2 separate regions of the Mus musculus genome follow, and region 1 is linked to region 2. A link is a loop called in an ENCODE intact Hi-C map of the cell type or tissue named here. Cell type or tissue: heart. All regions are shown on one strand. Region 1 holds the start of Zfp882 (zinc finger protein 882). Region 2 overlaps Zfp961 (zinc finger protein 961).

Evidence for each region. Hi-C counts contacts between places; a loop is a spot of excess contacts. Peaks named below come from ENCODE experiments on the same cell type or tissue, not always from the same donor. Only the 100,000 strongest peaks of a DNase experiment are listed, where the experiment ranks them.
Region 1: it touches region 2 in a loop (5-fold over the local background); 8 of 42 quality-filtered maps call a loop at or near these places.

What each region holds. Positions count from the first base shown.
Region 1 is chr8:71,903,891-71,911,890 of GRCm38, forward strand. It overlaps Zfp882 (zinc finger protein 882), which reads left to right and starts at 4,716. Exons shown (of 3, transcript NM_001166645.1): 1 at 4,716-4,848. The coding sequence starts at 4,846. In heart, a CTCF peak has its summit at 4,952; DNase peaks (open chromatin) are centred at 4,721 and 4,961; H3K4me3 peaks cover 1,645 bases; H3K27ac peaks cover 1,186 bases.
Region 2 is chr8:71,967,884-71,975,883 of GRCm38, forward strand. Zfp961 (zinc finger protein 961) reads left to right here. Exons shown (of 4, transcript NM_001164581.1): 4 at 16-2,450. The coding sequence ends at 1,096. Among named protein-coding and RNA genes, the nearest start is that of Zfp961, 21 kb to the left of the region's middle. In heart, CTCF peaks have their summits at 4,273 and 5,358; no DNase peak of the experiment used is centred here.

The DNA of each region.
Region 1 (8,000 bases), 64 kb before region 2:
ACCTATTTTCTGGTCTGTCAGGCCTGGGAAGGCTGCTATCTACCTTCCACTCATTCCCGGGTGAGCATCTAAGCCTCTGACCCACTCTTTGGGGGGTGGCAAAAGGCAGCCCTACCTGAGAGTCCCGGAGCTACTTTGCTAAAGCCCTGGGGTTATGGGAGAGAGGGACGAGGGAAGAGGTTCCCAATACCTGCGAGAGTGAGTGCAGCTTTGATGAGCAGAGACAGTTTATGGTTTTAGAGCTTTATTGTTGCAAGGCAGGGGTGTAGGAAGCCAACTCTAAGATGGCGCCGGTTTCCGGTGTGCCATTGTCATAAACAGCACCACTGCGCAGGCGTAAGCCTGAGTCTGGCACCAACCCCTCCCGAGCAGGTACATGCTAATTAGGTGACAGCGGTTCAACCTATCCCAGGAGGACACGAAGCCTTTCCCTGTGCTGGGGTGCATATAAGCAGACCTCCCTGGGTGCCCAGGGTCCCTGTAGTAGCATGGAGGCATTCCTGCAATAAAGGCTGTTGAGAAGACTCCGACCGTGCTGTGTCTTCCTTGCCGGCCAAGGTGGGCGCAACACAGGAGGAAAGAGAGAAGGTAGAAAGAGAGAGGAGAGAGAGAAGGCTAGAGAGAGAGTAAGAGGGAGAGAGGAGAGGAGAGAAGACAAAGAGAGAAGGGGGTGAGAGAGAGGAGTAAGAGGTAAGAGAATGAGAAGAGAGCGAGGTGGGGGCCTAACAGCCCCTTTTAAAGTATGCTGTCTTATCTTATTGTTGCTAGGTAACTGGGGAGGAGTTTAGCCTGAAGGTCAGAAGCTTGGGTCATTGCCTAAGTGACTTCTAGCCATGCTTCTCTTATGGGAACTGTGGGGGGGGCGGTAACTTAGGCAGGAGCCAGAGTTCCAGGAGCATGAGGGAACGCCTACCTGTCATGAAGGTGAATTATCACCCTTCAGGGTTCAGACCTAAGCTCAACTGGAGACAAGCCTGCAATTCCCCACACACCACCACATGGTGACTCACAGTTATCTGCAATTCCAGGGAGTCCAACACTCTCTTCTAGATTCTGCAGGCACCAGGCGAAACAACCATACATATAAAAATAATTTTTGTATTTTATTTCTCTACATCTCGTGTGTTGCCCCCTTCCTGTCCCCCTCACAGAATTCTTTCTCCTCCATCTCCCATTCCCTTTGCCTCTGAGAGGGTGCCCACTTGGGCATCCCTCATACCTGGAGCATCATGTCTCTACAGGATTAGGAGCATCTTCTCCCTATGAAGCCAGACAAGGCAGTCCTCAGCTACATATTCTCCAGGGGCCTTGGACTAGCCCATGTATGCTTTTTGGTTGGTGGCGTAGTCTCTGGGAGCTCCCAGAGTTCCAGGTGAGCTGACACACTTGGTCTTCTTATAGGGTTACCATCCCCTTCAGTTCTTTCAATTCTTCCCCTAACTCTTCCATAGGGGACCAGACCTCAGTCCAATGCCTGGCTGGAAGTATCTGCATCTGTCTCAGTCAGCTGATAAGTAGAGCCTCTCAGAAGACAGCCATGCTAGGCTCCTGTCTGCAAGCACAACATGGCATCAGTAGTAGTGTCAGAGTTTGGTGCCCACTCATGGGATGGATCCCAAGTTGGGCCAGTCACTGATTGGCTATTCATTCAGTCCCTGCTCCATTTCTTGGCCATTCAAGATTCCTCAGTTGAGAATTCTTTGTTTAGCTCTGTACACCATTTTAAAAATACATTTATTTGGTTCTCTGGAGTCTAGCTTCTTGAGTTCTTTGTACTTATTGGATATTAGTCTTGTATCAGATGTAGGATTGGTAAAAATCTTTTCCCAATCTGTAGGTTGCCATTTTGTACTGATGACAGTGTCCTTTGCCTTGCAGAAGTTTTTTAATTTTATGAGATCCCATTTGTCTATAGTTGATCTTAGAGTCTGGGTCATTGGTGTTCTGTTCAGGAAAATTTCCCCTGTGCCAATGTGTTTGTGGTTCTTTCCCAATTTCTCTTCTAATAGATTCAGTGTATCTGGGTGTTTGGTTGGTTGGTTGTTTTTTGTTTTGTTTTGTTTTGTTTTGTTTTTTTGTTTTTGTTTTTGTTTTTTTGAGACAGGGTTTCTCTGTATAGCCTTGGCTGTCCTGGAACTCACTCTGTAGACCAGGCTGGCCTCGAACTCAGAAATCTGCCTGCCTCTGCCTCCCAAGTGCTGGGATTAAGGGCATGTGCCAACACCCCCAGCAGTGTATCTGGTTTTATGTGTCTTTGATCTACTTGGACTTGAGCTTTGTACAAGGAGATACAAATGAATCAATTTGCATTTTTTTTACATGCCTACCACCATTTAAGCCAGCACCATTTGTTGAAAAGGGTATCTTTTTCTCCTTGGATGGTTTTAGTTCCTTTGTCAAAGATCAATTAACCATAGGTGTGTAGGTTCATTTCTGGGTCTTCAACTCTATTCCATTGATCTTCTTGCCTAGCTCTGTAGCAATATTATGAGGTTTTTATTACAATTGCTCTGTAGTAGAGCTTAAGGTCAGGGATGGTGATTTCTCTCAGATGTTCTCCTATTGTTTGGAATAGTTTTTTTTTTTCTATCCTGTGTTTTTTGTTGTTGTTGTTGTTGTTGTTGTTGTTCCAAGTGAATTTGAGAATTGCTCTATCTCTGTGAAGAATTGAGTTGGAATTTTGATGAGGCATTGCATTGAATCTGTTGATTGCTATTGGTGAGATAGCCATTTTTACTATGTTAATCCTGCCAATCCATGAGCATGGGAGGTCTTTCCATCTTCTGAGATGTTCTTCGATTTCTTTCTTCGGAGACTTGAAGTTCTTGTCATACAGATCTTTCCATTGAATGGTTAGAATCACACCAAGATATTTTATATTATTTGTGACTATTGTGAAGGGTGTCATTTTCCTAATGTCTTTTTTAGCCTGTTTATCCTTTGAGTAGAGGAAGGTTTACTGATTTGAGATAATTTTATATCCAGCAACTAACTTTGCTGAAGTTGTTTATCAGCTGAAGAATTATCTGGTGGAATTTTTGGGGTCACTTAAGTATACTATCATACTTAAGTATACTATCTTCTGCAAATAGTGATATTCTGACTTCTTGCTTTCAAATTTGTATCTCTTTAACCTCCTTTTGTTGCTCTGGCTAGAACTTCTAGTACTATATTGAATAGATAAGGAGAGAGTGGACAGTCTTGTCTAGTTCCTGATTTTACTGGGATTGCTTCAAGTTTCTCTCCATTTAGTTTGATGTCGGCTATTGGTTTGCTATATACTGCTTTTACTATGTTTAGGTATGGGCCTTGAATTCCTGATCTTTCCAAGACTTTTAACATGAACAGGTGTTGTATTTTCTTGAGTGCTTTTTCAGCATCTAATGAGATCATCATGTGTTTTTTTTTTCTTTGAGTTTTGTTTATATAGTGGATTACATTGATGGATTTTCACATGTTGAACCATCCCTGCATCCCTGGGATGAAGCCTACTTGATCATGGTGAGTTATTGTTTTGATGTGTTCTTGGACTCAGTTTGCAAGAATTTTATTGAGTATTTTTACATCAATATTCATAAGGGAAATTGGTCTAAAGTTCTCTTTCTTGTTGAGTCATTGTGTGGTTTTGGTATCAACATAACTGTGGCTTCATAGAATGAAGTAGGTAGTGTTCCTTCTGTTTCTATTTTGTGGAAGAGAATTGGTATTAGCTCCTCTTTGAAGGTCTGACAGAATTCTGCACTATTTATTCATTCATTCATTCATTCATTCACTCATTTTTATTTTAAACTAGACAGTTCTGGAAATGGCTAACTCTGGAGTGCTTGTTTTCGTTCCAGTTAGGTAAGGATTCTTTATCGTGTCACTGTAATATCCAAAATAAATTCAAGACTACCTAGTACCTTCCCCCTTCAAAAGGACTTTCCAAACTGTACTACCAGGCCAAGTACAGAGCCAGATAAAGAAGCTGGCTGGCTAAACAAATATAGAAACATAGTTTTAACGGTCAAAATGACTAAGCTTACAGCTGCCAGAACAAGATTAACAATGCCCCTGCCCTGCCTTACACTAAAAACCACAAGGACAGACAAAATGAGAGTCACCCTATACAAATCAACCAATGTCCAAAAAGGTTATTGGCTACACCAATTAAAATAAGCCAAACTACCCTGGTGCCTAGATCCGGCCCTTACAAAGGTAATAAAAAGTGTGTTCCTTTGTTCTGGATCTCTCCTCTGGCCTGGTGCTGAGAGGGTGTTCCCCAACATGTTGGACAAGTAAAATCCTCATGCGTTTTGCAACGATGGCGGTCTCTGTGGTCTTTGTAAGGGTCTTTTGACAACATACAACATCACAAGGGGCTCTGTGTATGGGTCAAGAGCACCAGTGGGAAGTTCCTTAACTCCATTTTTCTTTCTGGTGCCAAAGTCGCTAAACTGTACGGTCAGCTCAGGGAGTGCTGTATTGTTCTACCCTGCAGTGTAACATTGACCCTCCCCAAAACAGTTATGAGATAAGTGATCCAATCAAGACTGGGGTCAGGCAAAGCGGAAGAGCATCACCGCCATCTTTCTTTCTGGTGCTACCATAGTTGCGACTCTGTTCTCAGTTGAGTGCCAAACTGTTCAGCTTCAGGTTTCTCATGACCGTCAAACCCAGTATCAGAGTCAGGTCGCTGGAGGCCCGGAGAACAGAGCGGAAGTTCTTCACCCGCCATCTTTCTTCCTGGCAACGCCATTGTCACTGCTCTCTCAGTCCAGTCCGCTGAGGGAGTTTGGGGTCGCTGGACCTCAGGCCGCTCCACCCTGGAGCCGCGTGAGGCTGCTTGAGGTCCGGAGCTCAGCTATGGTGAGCATCGGGGATGCGGGGAATGCAGGCGAGTCCCTCGGTACGGGAACCACGGCAAAGACTGCAGCTGCGCGCGCGACTCCTGGACTGCGCGGCCAGCTGTGTTGGCGGTACGGGAGCCGCGCGGGGGCGATGTGCCGCTGCTTTGTTTTGCCTAGTAGAACCTGATTTCCCAGTCTTTCCGGTCCATGGGAAGCGGATTCTGGAATCCTTGAATGTCTTCTCCATCCAAATGCTTTTGTTGTTGCTGCTTGATTGACAATTGAAATCCCTCGGTTCCCAGGCCCGTCCCCACATTGCCAAACTCACTGGACCGGGCGATCCACAGGTCCCCGTGAGCAACATGGGGGTGCAAGGAGTGTGGCCATCTGTGATGCAGTTGGGCGGTTTGTAGGGATTCAACTTCTTTAATGCTGAGACATGACTTTATTTGAAAGGACTGTTAGAAATAGGGAGAAGGCCCGAGATAAAAAGTGTGAAACGTGTCAAGCGGTGGCTAGAAGAGAAGGGCTTTGCTTGGAGGGATATGTCAACAGTATTAAGGTACGGGTTTGATCGTGCTTAATAGTGTTTTGTCTTTTCTGAGCAGCCAGTCATTTTCAGGCAACAAGTGAACAATTTGTGAATTGGTTTTTCTCTAGGATCAGAGTCTAGTTTCAAACATCATGTAGAAATCCAGCATTAACACCATTATTTTATTGGTGCTTTCTCTGGTATATATTTTTGGCACCTTTGTTGAGAATCAGTTGGCTGAACGTATGGGCTTATTTTTATTTTCTCTTTTCCAATGGACTGTACATCAATATTTATGACACTACTCTGTCGGGTTTTGCTTCGTTCTGTTCTGTTCTGTTCTGTTCTGTTCTGTTCTGTTTATTTTCATTACAGATCTGCACAGTGTGCTCTTTTTTTGCTGAGGATATCTTGGGCTCCCCCCGGGTCTGTTGCACTGTCATAGCAATTTTAAGAACTGTTGCTAGTTGTGTGTAAAATGTGATTATTTAATGGAAATTTCATTGAATCTGAATTACAACTTTGAATTATTTTAGCAATATTGATTCTCCTAATCCATGATCATGGTAGTCTTTTCTAGTGTCGTGTTTAATTTCTTTATTTTTTTTAATTGAAAAAAAATTCACACAATATATTCTGATTACACTTTTCCTCTCCCCAACTCCTCCCCAATCTCTCCACCTCTCTGCCCACCCAACTCCAAATCCTCTCTTTCTTTCTCTTTATTTTTTTCTTCAGTGACCTAAAGCTGCCTTTGTAGAACATTTTCTCATCATCATTTAATTTGGGCATTTTAGTTTATGTGTATAGGCATTATGACTTTCTAACAGTGTATCTCTGAGATAGTTCATTACTTGCTGAGAGAAAATATACTGGCATTGTGTGTTGATTTTGTACCCTTGCTAAATACTTTATAATATAAGCCTTTTTGGTGTAATCTTTTGGACTCTCCTTAGTTTTCTCAGATATGTGTTACTTTTGTTTGTTTGGTTGGTTGGTTGGTTGGTTGGTTGGTTTTTTCGAGACAGGGTTTCTCTCTATAGCCCTGGCTGTCCTAGAACTCACTTTGTAGACCAGGCTGGCCTCGAACTCAGAAATCTGCCTGCCTCTGCCTCCTGAATGCTGGGATTAAAAGTGTGCGCCACCACACCCGGTTTATACCTTTTTTGTTTGTTTGTTTGTTTGTTTGTTTGTTTGTTTGTTACTTTTTACACAGACAGTATAACTGTGTACGCCTGGCTGACCTGGAACTCTTAACCCTGCTTTCTTAGCCTCCCACATACTGGGACTCCTGGTGTACACTACAGTAACAGGTTTGGGTTTTCCTCTTTATGTATTGAAACAAAGATGGTTTGACTTCCTCCTTTCTGATTTATATACCTGTTATTGCCTTTGCTTGCATAATTCTCTGGCTAATAGTTTAATATTATATTCAAGAAGAGTAGTGAATAGTCACTTAGTGGGTTTTGGTTTTTTTATGGTTTTTGAGACAATGCATTCAGGTTTTGCCCCCTTCATTTAGAATGTTATTACTAATGTGTGTCTGTCATACAGACCTTTACTATGTTAATGTATGATTCTTCTGTGCCTACTAGATTCTGAGCTCTTATCATGACATGGTGTTTAATATTATCAAAGACTGTCTTGCATCTGAGGTCAGTTATGCGATTTTGAATTCTTGATTTTTGCCTTTTCCATTTCAGTATATAATTTGATTTCTATTCATGGGAAAGGGAAAAATGTGAGCATGTTTCCAAGTAAAGATTTCCTTTCGTTTATTTCTATTATCATATATACATTCTACAGAGCAGTTTATTGTCATATATACATTCTACAGAGCTGTTTATTATCATATATACATTTTACAGAGCAGTTTGGCTACATTTTTGTTTTCCTCTAATAGTTTCACAGTACAAGCCTTCTAAGTACCCATCACTGGTGTGTGCCACCATGGCCAACTTTGTATGTGAGCACTAGGGATCAGAAATTAGTTTTTTATGTTTAGGTGGCGAGCAGGATAAAAACTAAGCTGTCTTCCTGGACTTAGATTTCTTAATAGTTTTTCCAAATTAAGTATTTTGCAAGTTGACTATTTTTGATCTTGTACAATGCAAGAAAGCATTTCAGAGTGTTTTTTGGTTGGGGGGGGTGTGTTTGGTTGGTTGCTCTGTTAGTTGGCTTTTTAAAATGTATTTTGATTTACTAATGCCTTATCACCTAGTAGGTGATGTATTTTGGAGAAGCTTTCATCTGATGCTGAGAAGAGCATGTGTTCTGCACTTGTTTGATAGAGTAAAAGGAGTAAAAGGCTGTTAGGTGCATGATCTATGATGCAGTTTAACTCTGAAGTTCCTCAGTTGATCTGTCTGTCTGTCTGTCTCTATTTCTGGGTGATCTATTTGTGATATCAGGGTAATGAAGCCACATAACGTTATTTTGTTTAGACATTTTTGCTCAGTACTCTTGTTTTGAAAAATGTTCAGCTCATTCAGTTCACATTCTTTATGTGATATACTCTTTATTTATATGTAGATATCTTTTGGGTTAGTAGTCAACTGGATAAAGATATATTGAGAAATACTTATATTAACTCAATATATCTGATCCTCTTCTAGCAATGCCATTCCCCTCATTTATAT
Region 2 (8,000 bases):
TCTCAATTTTTACAGAGTCCAATTGGTAAAGAGAGACTGTGACCTTAAAAACAGTGACCCATGTGGAGAAACGGTTGCCCAGCCAAAGCTTCCTGAATGTCACACTGCCAGTCAATCATCCCTGAAGAGGCACACTACATCTAACTCTAAATACAGACCATGTGACTATCAGAAATATGTAAAGAAATACTATGAATGTAAAGTATGTGATAAAGCCTTTACGTGCCTTGGCTCCCTTAAAAAACATAAAAAGACCCACGCTGGAGGGAAACCATATAAATGTAAGTATTGTGAGAAAGCCTTCAGTTACCGGCACTGTGCTGAAAGGCATATGCTAACTCACAGTGTAGACAGGCATAAATGCGTGGTATGTAGAGAAGCGTTCCCTAATGCTGTTGCCCTTAGGGAACATAAAACAATTCACTCTGGAGAGATACCTGAATGTAAGGAATGTGGAAGAATGTTCTGGACTGCCAGTTCCCTAGACATGCATAAAAGGCTTCATACAACAGAAAAACTTTATGAATGTAAACACTGCGGGAAAGCATTCATGAGATACTGTTCTTTTCAACTGCATAAAAGGACTCACACTGGGGAGAAACCTTTTGAATGTAAGCAATGTGGGAAAACCTTCAGACATTCCAGCCATGTTCAAGCACACAAGCGAATTCACACTGGAGAGAAACCTTATGAATGTATGCAGTGCGGAAAGACATTCACTTCTGGCCACTGTGCCAGAAGACATTTAGGGACTCACAGTGGAGCCTGGCCTTACAAATGTGAAGTGTGTGGGAAAGCTTATCCCTACGTCTATTCCCTTCGAAACCACAAAAAAAGTCACAACGAAGAAAAACTTTATGAATGTAAACAATGTGGGAAAGCCTTTAAATACATTTCTTCCTTACGCAACCACGAGACTACTCACACTGGAGAGAAGCCCTATGAATGTAAGGAATGTGGGAAAGCCTTTAGTTGTTCCAGTTACATTCAAAATCACATGAGAACACACAAAAGGCAGTCCTATGAATGTAAGGAGTGTGGTAAGGTGTTCTCATATTCCAAAAGTCTTCGGAGACACATGACTACACATAGTTAATTAGAGAGGGATAGTTTTAAGTATAATTTAAATATATAAAAGAGCTCTACACATTCTAGCTCCTCATTAAGAAACAAAAAATTTCACACTGGAAAACGAGCCTATGAATGCAGTATGTGTGCCAAAGTCTCAGTACATGCCACAGTTGGACGTGCCAAAACTCTCTAAGTTGAAAGACTATCAGGAAGCATTTCAGCTCTGAAGACTTACTGAAGATGATTTCCACATAGAGACCTTGGGAAAGCTTTCTGACCATCCTTGCTAGCATACGTGGGAAGACCTGGTGAAGAGAGAAAAATCTATGGCTGTTGGCCTCTCCCATTTCACCTTGGATTTTAGCAGTGTGAGAAAGTCTTAAGAAAGGTGCAGCCTTAGTACGTATGCAAACCACCACAGACCCAAACTCTGTAAATGGAATAGCTGGATTCTTACCAAGTTAACAAATGTTTTCAAACCCATGAAATGAGTTTCCAAATCTCACGAACCTAAGAAGTATAAAACCTGTTGGTCCCAGTGCTGCCTAGAAGCCAGCCACCATGGGAAACATGACAGTGTCCTGTGGCTTCTCTCAGTTGCTCAGTGCTAAATGTGTCAGTATACTGTGGACTTTTGATTCTTAGTCATAATTCGGTTGGTATTTTTGGGGTTTTGTTTAGTCTACAATTTCAAATGTGCATACTGCCTTGATTATATCTACCCCAAGACACTCAACATTTCTCCCTCCCACCTTCATGTGCATTCCCCACCCCATCCCCTTTTCTTAGCCAAAGCTTCAGTGTGTTGAAGAACAAAACAGCTGCCCCCTTGTCCAGCAAGCAGCACACTCCCAGTCCATAGCTCCTACATCTTTCAATCCCATTTATGGGTTTTAAGCAATCGTTTCTCGGTGGTTTTAATATCTATTTGTTGAGGGCAGAGTGAGTCATGCTGAAATATCTGTTTATCTGAACCTACCTGGTTCCACTTTCAGTCTCCAGTCTAAGTGGGACCATAGCTGTCTGCAAGATTCCCAGGCTATGTGTGTATTCAATGGGAGTGTTTTTCCTTGTTGACAAATTCTTATTTATTGCACCTTAACAAAGTTAGATCCTACAGTAAATTGAAATGTATTTCAAGAGCTGGCAAGATGGCTTGGTGGATTAAGGAGCTTGCTGCCTACCCTGATGACTTGAGTTCAAGTCCTAGAAAAGGTGAAAAGGACCAACTGCTTTAGGTTGCCTTCTGACCTCCACACGTGCCGTGGCACGTGTGTATACAATAAGTGTAAAATATAGTTCAAATATGCAGACATTTAATCATAATTTTAAGTACTTTTGTGGTTAATTTTTTAAAATAAAAATGACTTTGAAAATTGTCCAGTTTGTAGAGACTCTTATGTATTGTATGGAAGCATCACCTGTCCAAAATAAAATTTAAAAAGCTGTTGGCCTATTAGCTTAGGCAAAAAGTAGGTGAGAGTTGTGGCAGGGAGAGTAGATTCTGGGATAGAGTCAGGTACAGGAGGAGATGATAGAGACAGTCACATGAACTGAGGAGCGAGAACTAGCCATGTGGCAGGACTTAGAACACAGTAAATGGGTTAATTAAGCCAAAGCTAGTTGGGGAACAAGCCCAAGCCTATTATAGCCTAGGCAATCACTCATCAAAGTCATTATCATTATTCCCAAAGTCATTGGGAATTTGGACACAGATGGGAAAGCCTGCAAGTTGTACCAGATTTTGTCACTGGATAGTTATGGCTGCACTTTATCATTTTAATATATTCCATGTTTCTTTTCTAATATAAATTTTACTTTTTCAGCACAAAGTTTACTCATTTATACACAAATAGTATGTTTGTTATAATGGGGGAGAGTGAGTGTATGTGTGTTCAAGTGCCAGAAAAATAGCATTGGATCCCCTCTAGCTGAACTTAGAGGTGGCTTTATGCCACCTGACATGGGTGCTGAAAACCAAAAGTAGGCGCTCTGTAAGAGCTAGTGTTGGACCCTCTCTCCAGCCCCATTGGCATCCATGTCTGGGGAATGCTTTCACTTAGCTATGCTTTCACTTAGCTATAATGCTGCCTCAGATGCATATCCTTGGCTCCAACACTGCCACTGTGTGGAGCTCTGTTTGCTCATGAATGTTGCTTTGAAAATTGACTTTCCCTGGGGTGTCATTCAATAGTTTAGTAGCCCTGGGTTTAGTTCCCCAACACTCCCTCCTTCCCATCCTCACTTGGAAGCAGCCTTTTGTGCTCCCCACCCCCAACACTCCCCAATAAATCTTAAAGTCTGTTTCATGATTTTTGTAGGGAGTGTGGGAATAAAAGCTAGGTCATGTTGGGCATCTGCCAGTCCCTGCATCTCTGTGACACGCAGAGAGAAGGGGGGCAGTGCGTAGAAGACAGGACATGGTGGGAGGCATCCTCCCTTTCTGGGGTGGTTTGAATAGGTATAGCCTCCATAGATTCATGTGTTTAAATATTTGCCCCATAGGGAGCGGCCCTGTTAGGTGCAGCCTTGTTCTTCAGCTGAATGAAGTCCTCCAGCACCATCTTTAAAATGGTAAGACATAAGCTGGGCGTGGTGGCGTACGCCTTTAATCCCAGCACTCGGGAGGCAGAGGCAGGCGGATTTCTGAGTTCGAGGCCAGCCTGGTCTACAAAGTGAGTTCCAGGACAAGCTGGGCTACGCAGAGATACCCTGTCTCGAAAAACCAAAAAATAAAAAAATAAAAATAATATGGAAAGACATACGCAGCATATTTTTGAACCTTCCAGGATTCTTTATCCCCACTTTCTGACCTGGGCTATGGCCTTCTGCACCAGGAAAAGGCACTCTGTGAAGGCTCGAAAACACCCCACCCATTTTTTCAGATGAGGAAAACAGTTCCAGAAAGGGGGGTGGGGGGGATGTTCTCCCTTAGGACAAGAGCTAGAACCCAGAAGGGGACAGCTTTTTTCAGGAGCCAGCAAGATGGCTCACTTGCTGCCAAGAGAATTCAATAACTGAACTCCTACTGAAAGACAAGAACTGAATACAGCAAATTGTCCTCTAACCTCCACACACACACATCATGGAGGTGTGTGTGTTTGTGTGTGTAATTTTTTTTAAAAACAAAAAATCTGTTCATCCACAATGGAGCACTGACTATCCAGACACCTTTAGGGAACACTCTAGTGGTCAGTGTTGGAATGACACTGACTGGATTCCCTGAAACTGTGGAGAGATGGACAGACCAGCTTCTGTCATTGTCATCATCATTGGTTAGTAGAACCAGAAAGATTTCATTCTTCCAACACGTCTCTGTTTCCCTAATAGCAGGGTGACATAAATGTTTCCTTTATTTCTGATAATTTCATACATGTACACAATGAAATGATGGAATTGACCTTTATCTCCCATTTCCTCTCTTCCACTCTCCCCATATTCCTGTAACACCTTATGCCCTTCCCCCAGCCTTGAGCAGGCTAAACAGACCTTAATTGTTTGCCACAGTTGGTCTTCCATTGGCATAGCTGACCCAGGGTGGAGTCTTCCCACCTAGGTGGAGGTCTTCCACCTTGTAGCACCTGCAGTTTCCTATAGAAGCAGATTGCCTGCCGAGCTTGCTTTGCAACATAATCCAGTTGAAGCAAAGCAACATAATCCAGCTGAAACAAAGGTTGGGTCTGTGGGTTTTCCCTATATAAACACAAAGCTGAGTATTAAACTTTGAGCCTTGAATCAGAAAACTTTGTCTTGGCTTCATCCTCTCTCACCCACCCATCCTTTTTCATTTCCAGCCCCCTTTCAGGCACCCAGTTCTCCTTGGCTGCTGGACAGCTACAGGTGGCACCCAAACGAGGGGACTGAGCACACCGGGGTGGGGTGGGGGGCGATTTCAACTGAGAAACGCTGTCTTGATGGATCCACAGAAAATAGAAGTAATTGAATCCTGCACAGTGGTAAGCAACAAAAGCATTAATGCTAGCGCTAGCCATAAATTTCATCTTTTGGAGCCTGTTGTAGGAGGTGCAATAAGGGGATACAGGCTAGGTTGAAGAAGTGTTGAATTCACCTAGGGGTTGGCAGTGTAGATGGGATAGGGGAATTCTAAACAGGCATTTGTCTGCAGCCTCAAAGAGCTGCTTCAGGTGAGAGGAGCAGGGTTTAAAGACAGCTGTTAGAAAACATTTTAGATCAGATAGATTCATGCTGCCCATGGTTTTAAGAAGAAAGAACTTTGGATAAGGAAACCTGGGGGAAAATTGGACAAGTTCTGAGAACCACCCAGGAAGACTCTATCGTCCTCTGCCTCTGGGCACTTATAAAAGATGCTGTTGATGAAGAGACCTCAGAGGCATTAGCTAACTCCCAGGGATTGCTTGAAGAACTTCAGGAGGACTGCCTGTCAGAGAGCTTCCTCAGAAAAAGGCTCTCTCAACTCTAAATCAGAGAAGTACAGAGACACTGATGATGAGCTAGCTTCAGAGGAGGAAGCTCATTTAGAAAAAGGGGCTGCCAAATATGGTGAGGATTGGCCTCCTTACATACCTTCTGCTCTGCCTATGACCTCTACTGCAGGAGATGCTGCCCAGATGGATATGCAAGTATATAAGTTAGAGTTGGAATTAAGTTGACTAATGAGCTACAGGAGCTCAAGCATGTATCAGGGGCAGGAAAAAGCAACGATTCTGAGATACTCAATCACAACTAGAAAGAGCTGTGGATCAGGCTCGAGGGGAAGGGCAAGGTACATCTGATGTGCTTGCTATCTTTCCCTGTAGTTGATTGAGATAATTGACCAGCAGGGCAATAGAGTCAGAAAATATCAGACGTTGGAGTTCAAAGTGATAAAAGAATTAAAAACAGCTGTGGCACAGTATGGGCCTACAGCTCCCTTTACACAAGCTTTGTTGGATACTGTGATGGAGACAAATTTAACGTCCCAAGGTGAGGAAAACTATTTGTAAGGCTACTTTGTCAGGAGGAGATTACTTACTTTGGAGTTCTGAATGGCGTGAAGCAAGTAAGAGAACTGCTACAATGAATGCTCAGGCAGGTAACATTGGCTGGCAGGCAGGCAGGCAGATTGGACTATTAACATGCTTCTAGGAGAGGGTCAATATGAAGCTAATGCTAATCAGATTGGGCTACCTGTAGGAGTATACTCACAGATTGCACTGTCTGCCTGCCATGCTTGGAATCAATTACCGACAAAAGGGGATCTCAGTGGGAATCTATCTGGTGTCAAACAAGTGAGTTCCAGGACAGCCAGGATTGCATAGAGAAACCCTGTCTCGAAAAACAAAACAACAACAAAAACAAACAAACAAACAAAAACAAGCTCCTGATGAACTATTTCAGGAATTTGTGGATAGGCTCCTAAAAGCAGCTGGCAGAATTTTTTGAGTTCCTCAAGCAGGAGTTCCTTTTGTTACACAGTTGGCTTATAAGAATGCTAATGTGGTATGTCAAGCCTCTATCAGGCCATACTAAGCACAGGCAGACTCATCTGGACACATTCATCTTTGTGCAGAAATCGGACCCTCAGACAATCAGGGTCTGACTATGGCTGCTGCCTTACAAGGGACCACTGTGCAAGAGATGCTTTCACAGAAACGAGGGAATACAGGATGTTTTAAATGTGGAAGTTTGGGTCATTTTAAAAATTATTGTCCCAGGAACAGGGGCATGAGCGGACAATCAGGTCACACCCCAGGAATTTGTCCTCGATGCAAGAAGGATAATCATTGGGCCAGGGAATGTAGATCTAAAACAGATATTCAGGGCTGTCCCACGTTGGGAAACGAGCAGAGGGGCCAGCCTCAGGACCCCAGACATCCACACCAAGCAGCTTATGGGGCCATGAAGCTTGCTGTCAAGCCAGGGAAATCCATTTTTTTTTAACTTATCAGAGCAACCCCAGGAAGTGTAGGACTGGACCTCAGTTCCACCTCCCACTCAGTATTGACCCCAGAAATGGGAGTTCAAACGCTGCCTACAAGAGTTTTTGGCCTCCAGGGACCTGGGGATTACTCTTAGGTCAAAGCAGCATTATTATTAAAGGATTGCAGATTTATTCAGGTGTTAACAGATAATGATTATGAGGGAGAAATTAAAATTATGTCTGCTTCCCCCCATGGCATTATAACTGTACTTGCTGACAAAAGAATCGCTCAACTTATTTTAGTTCCCATGTATCTGCTACCTTGCAAATTCATTAAGAGTGAAAGAGGACAGAGTATCTTTGGTTCCCTGATGTGTGTCTATTTCTAGTAAGAGATCTAACCTTAAATTAATAATTGAAGTAAAAAGTTTTCAAAGATTAATAGATACTGGGGCTGATGTAATAATTATTAGAGGACAAGATTGGCCATCAACTTGGCCTTTATCTAATACTCTCACTCACCTTCAAGGGATTGGTTATGTCAAAAACACAAAACAAAGTTCTAAACTTCTAACCTGGAGAGATGAGGAGGGCAATTCAGGACAGATTCAACCCTATGTCACGCCACATTTGCCTATTACCCTCTGGGGAAGAGATCTCTTGTCACAGATGGGTCTTGCAAGGTGTAGTCCTAATGAAGTAATGACTAAACAAATGCTAAGACAAGGATTTTTGCCTGGTCAGGGGCTAGGAAAGGAAGGACAAAACATTAAGACATTTGAAAGGCCTAAGCCCCACTCTAACACTAGAAGCTTGGGGTATTTTCCATAATGGCCACTATCTTGCCTGCATCCCATGTTGATAAAATTCAATGGCTTAATAATATTCCAGTGTGGGTTGATCAGTGGCCTTTACCTAAAGAAAAACTAGAAGCCACCTCTTCACTTGTGCAGGAGCAACTAGAGGCAGGGCATATAAGAGAATCTCAGTCATCATGGAATACTGCAGTATTTGTTATCAAGAAAAAATCTGGTAAATGAAGATTGCT